Regions from separate parts of the Mus musculus genome. Here region 2 is linked to region 1. Evidence: chromatin loops called from intact Hi-C (ENCODE). Cell type or tissue: left cerebral cortex. All regions are shown on one strand.

Evidence for each region. Hi-C counts contacts between places; a loop is a spot of excess contacts. Peaks named below come from ENCODE experiments on the same cell type or tissue, not always from the same donor. Only the 100,000 strongest peaks of a DNase experiment are listed, where the experiment ranks them.
Region 2: it touches region 1 in a loop (2.2-fold over the local background); 1 of 42 quality-filtered maps calls a loop at or near these places.

Annotation. Positions count from the first base shown.
Region 1 is chr2:90,913,558-90,916,057 of GRCm38, forward strand. It overlaps Ptpmt1 (protein tyrosine phosphatase, mitochondrial 1), which reads right to left. Exons shown (of 5, transcript NM_025576.2): 4 at 427-618. Among named protein-coding and RNA genes, the nearest start is that of Ptpmt1, 3.2 kb to the right of the region's middle. In left cerebral cortex, a CTCF peak has its summit at 1,302 (motif pointing left); DNase peaks (open chromatin) are centred at 384 and 2,143; H3K4me3 peaks cover 78 bases; H3K27ac peaks cover 1,450 bases.
Region 2 is chr2:90,967,432-90,969,931 of GRCm38, forward strand. All of the region lies in intron 1 of Celf1 (CUGBP, Elav-like family member 1), which reads left to right. Among named protein-coding and RNA genes, the nearest start is that of Celf1, 28 kb to the left of the region's middle. In left cerebral cortex, a CTCF peak has its summit at 988 (motif pointing right); no DNase peak of the experiment used is centred here; H3K27ac peaks cover 715 bases.

The sequences.
Region 1 (2,500 bases):
TATAGCCCAGTCTCTATAATGAATTCCAGGCTATTCAGGGCTATATAACAATATACTATCTCAAACAAACAAAAAATAAGGCTCTTCCAGTCTTCTGCTGGGTTTAACAATCAAACTCCTTTTTTTTTTCTTTAAGACCTGTGCAGGCAAGCACTTTGACATACCTTCTCATTTAAGTTTCCTGTCACATTTAAGCTAAAGAAACAGCATCAGAGAGGAGAATCCACATTTATCTATCCTGACTGGTAAGGGCAGGACCAGAGAAGCTGGCCTGTGCACAAAGCATGGCTGTTTGGCATGATGCCATATTTCCTTCTGACAGCCTAGAAGTGGGTAATGGCTCACTCCAGCAAGGCCTGTCAGTACACAATGCTACTGAACATCTGGAAAGCTGTACCAAGGCTACTCCAGCGCTACTTTTCCTACCTGAATCAGATAGGCTGCCACCATTGTGGCACTTCTGGATCGACCAGCCTTACAATGCACATAGACACACTGGCCCAGTGCCTGGTACTTGAGAGCAAACTGGACTCCTTTGTGGAGATTGGCCAAGGTTGGGACCCCAGTCATGTCGACTGTGCTGAGCCGTAGCTGCTCAACTCCTGCTTTCTTCCATTCCTAGAACCAGAACAAAAAGGAAAGGAAAATCAAAGAAGCTTGAGGTAAATGGTTTGAAGAGGAGGTCCCAAGCAGCAAAACAGCCAGCAAATGCCAGGGTTTACTATAAGGTAACTCTTTCCAAAGACAGAAATGCTATTGAAAGCTCACCTTCCACTAAGCAGACATGCTGCTATTAGAACTATGTTCAAATATTCTTGAAATGCTTGGATCTTTAGTTCTTTTATTAGCTCTATAAAATCTACTGTGGGTCTAGAGAGACAGTTCAGTAGCTAAGAGCACTTACTGCTCCTGGAGGAGAGTTCAGTTTCTAGCACCCCCATTGGGAGGCTTATAACCACTAAGCACCTACCAACATAGTCGGGTGGGGGAGAACACTAACCCCAGCTCCCAGTTTGTGGGGAGGCAAACGTATAGGATATCTATGAATTTGAGTCTACATAATAAGTTCCAGGCCAACCAGAGCTACATAGTGAGACTGTCTCAACAAACCAAAAAACACCACCACAACAACAAAAAAAAAGTTTAAAAAAATTCAGCTGCGGGCTAGAAAGATGGCTCAGTGGTTAAGAGCACTGACTGCTCTGCCAGAGGTCCTGAGTTCAAATCCCAGCAACCACGTGGTGGCTCACAACTATCCATAATGAGATCTGATGCCCTCTTCTGGTGCATCTGAAGACAGCTACAGTGTACTTAGATATAATAATAAATAAATCTTTTTAAAAAAATTCAGCTGCAAAAGTTACGGGGCTGAAGGATGTAGGTCAGTGGTGTAGTGCCTGCCAAGTTAGCTCCTGAGATTTCCCCCACTTAAAATAACGTTAGGAAGCATGTTTTTGCCTTAGTTAGGGCCTATGCAGTGATCCAGCTGTAGGCAAGGATCACTAGTAAAATATATATTCTACCATTAGTGCATAAATATTTTTTCCACTTTTTGAGAGGTACATAGTAAAAAAAAGGGGGTTATTTTTAAGTTAAAACAACATACTTTAGACAAGAGTGGGGGCTCATGCCTAAAGTTCCAAGGCTAGGATGCTGTGAGTAGAGTTCAAGAATAGTCTACCCTATAGAATAAGACTTCCTTCACTCCTTAAAAAAAAAAACAAAGTAAAATGAAAAGCCTACCTGGTTTTGTGTAACATTATTTAAGAAACTAGAGAAATGAAATAAAGCCTTTTGTTATATTAGACAACAGTGTTTTTGCTTTAAGACTTCAAATACACTCTAGCTGCTTTTACTAGCTTCTTTGTTGTTGTTGGTTTTTAAATAAGGTTTCATGTAAGCAAGGATGACCTCAATTCTCACTGTGTAGCCAAGGATGCCTGTGAGCTGATGTTCCTGCCCCTACTTCCCAGGTGCTGAAGGTACAGGTGTGGGCCTCCATGTTCCTTGCTATTTTAGCAAGTCCCTGCAACTTAATGACTGCAAGAAGGCTGGTTTAATCCCACCAATCAAATCAGCAGAACCTGAAGGCATATTTTTGCTTGTATATCAACTGAACCAGAACCACTTTCAGAGTTGTTAAATATGCAGCTAAATCCTGTAAATATGCAGAATATATCAGGGTTGAGGGGGTGGAAGTGAGGGTGGCTGGAGGCAGGAACTTGCTACTTTAGCAAGGCTGCCAGAAGGTCCTTAGGCATCCTGGAGATTTGGAGATTTCTTTGCTCTAGGCTAGTGCCATCTTACAAAGGCAGCAACTCACATGTCAAGCGTTGTCTGTGGCTTTGGTGGCCTCTCCGTTTATACAGTTGATCACATTAGTGAGTATTAACTCTGACAGCTAATGACCCCCTTGAGACCTGTGACAATATTTTGGGAAATTCCGGGGACAGTCATGTTCTTTTGTTCTTTTTCTATAAAGGGCCCTATATACCCCAGG
Region 2 (2,500 bases), 54 kb after region 1:
TTTACTTCTTACTTGTATCTTTCCTTTCTACTCATGTAGCCATTTTGAAGAGATATGATCATCTGGCTAAAGATTAAAGCTTTCTTTCTGGTACTTCCTTTCTACTGGCGCCAAATTTCACATCTAGAAGCATAACAGTAATGGGTGCTTATTTGAGTATTTTCTGTGACTTACATGTTATATATTCGAGTCCTGATAAACACACTGAAAAAAGTACATACTATTTTTGTAACTACTTTTCATATAAGAAAATACATAAAGATGTTCAACAATTTCACAAAACTAACTAGGAGTGCATCTCAGTTGGTAGGGTGCTTAGCTGACGTCCAGGAAACCCTGGGATTGCTTAGCACATCATAAGTTAAGCATGCTGTTGAATGCCTATACTTCCAGCACCTTGGTAGAGATAGAAGGGTCAGTAGTAGTGAGTTAAAGGCCAGCTGGGATACATGAGCCTATATTTCAAAAAGAAAAGAGGCTAGCAAGATGACTCAGTGCGTAAAGGTGCTTGCTGCAGAAGCCTGGCACTGGGTTTGATCTCTGGAACCCATGTAAAGGTGGAAAGAGAGAACGAACTCCACAGAGTTGTCATCTACCTGCACAAACTTGCATGACATGCATCTTTTCCTCCCTGTGATAATGACCTTTTTTAAAGAAGAAAAATCAGTGTTCACAAAGTTACCTGGTTAGCACCAGAAACTGGAAATGGAGAATGCTGTTATTACTTAGAGTTGGTGGTAGGTTTTAATAATAATAATCTATGTCCGTAGGTTTATAGTAAATATATTATGGGGTGGTTTTTGTTTGTTTGTTTGTTTGTTTTTTGTATGGTGATTGAATTTAGGGTCACATACACACTAGACAAGCTCTTTGCCATTGAGCTACAATCTATGACACATACCCACACCTTTATTTGATTTTTTTTCCATTGAGAGATAACCTCAGTTATTTATTTACTTATTTATTATATGTAATTACACTGTAGCTGTCTTCAGACACACCAGAAGAGGGCGTCAGATCTCATTACGAGTGGATGTGAAGCCACCATGTGGTTTCTGGGATTTGAACTCAGGACCTTCTGAAGAGCAGTCGGTGCTCTTACCTGCTGAGCCATCTTGCCAGCCCAACCTCAAATTTACTATGTAGTTAAATATGGCCTTCAACACCTGATCCTGCAGCTACTTTTTCTCTCTCATGATGGGATTATATGTACCACCAGTTTGAGTTTGTGAGTATTGGGGATTAAACTCAGGGCTTTGTATGCGTTAGTTAAACATTCTATCAGCTGAGCTATATCTTCAGCCCTTTCCTTCTTAATCTCATCCTAACCCCCAGTCTTGAGAGGTGGGTGATGGAATGGAAGGACAAGCAAGCTTTTGCCTGGTCCGAAACTATGAATTTCTATGAATTTTGTCAGGATAACAGGGATCTGTTCACAAGACGTGATGCTAAAGGAGTTTGTGGTTGACCATGTAATTGCCATCCAGAATAACAAAAATACCATTCTGTCTGGCACATTATAAACAAATACCATAAAGAATGAATTTAGACAGGTAAATAATCAGTTTGGGTTTTTTCTTTGTTTGTTTGTTTGTTTGTTTGTTTTTTAAAACAATAAGAACAAAATCCCAAACAGCCAGATGTGATTGCGCGTGACTGATTTCACCACTTGGGAGGCTGAGGCAGCAAGATCTTGAGTTAGGAGGCCAGCATGAAGTAAATATCAAGTTTCAGACCAGTCTGGATTGTGTAGCATAACTCTGTCTCAGCAAGATGGAACCCATTTTTGTGAAAATTTTTATTTGTTTGTTTGTTTGTTTGTTTTGAGACAGGGTTTCTCTGTGTAGCCCTGGCTGTCCTGGAACTCACTTTGTAGACCAGGCTGGCCTGGAACTCAGAAATCCACCTGCCTCTGCCTCCCAAGTGCTGGGACTAAAGGCGTGCGCCACCACTGCCCAGCTGAAAAATTTTTAAAAAGGCATTTATTTTTATTTCATGTGCATTGGTGTCTTTCTTGCATGTATGTGTGTATGAGGATGTCAGAACTGGAGTTAGAAGTAGTTATGAGCTGCCATGCGGCTGCTTGGAATTGAACCCTAGCCCTCTGGAATAGAAGCCAGTGCTCTTGACCACTGAGCCATCTCTCTAGCCTTAGATTTCCCCCACCCCCACCCCCCAAGGCAGGGCTTTTCAGGCTGTTCTAGAACTTGCCTTGAACTCAGAGATTTGCCTGTCTCTGCCTCCCAAATCTAGAATTAAAGGTATGCAAGTGTGCCACCACCTCCTGGTGAAATATTTGGAGTTCTGAATTAAAGATTGCACTTTCCCTTGGATGTATGTAGGTTGGTTTGTTTGTTTGTTTGTTTGTTTGTTTCTAATGCAAGTCATAGATTATTAGCAAATTCATAACAACTTAAGGCAGAGAACAGGTTCTTTCAGGCCCTTTTCTTTATGTGTGGTTTCCTAAGTTCCAAAATAGTGGACTTTAAAAAAACAATGT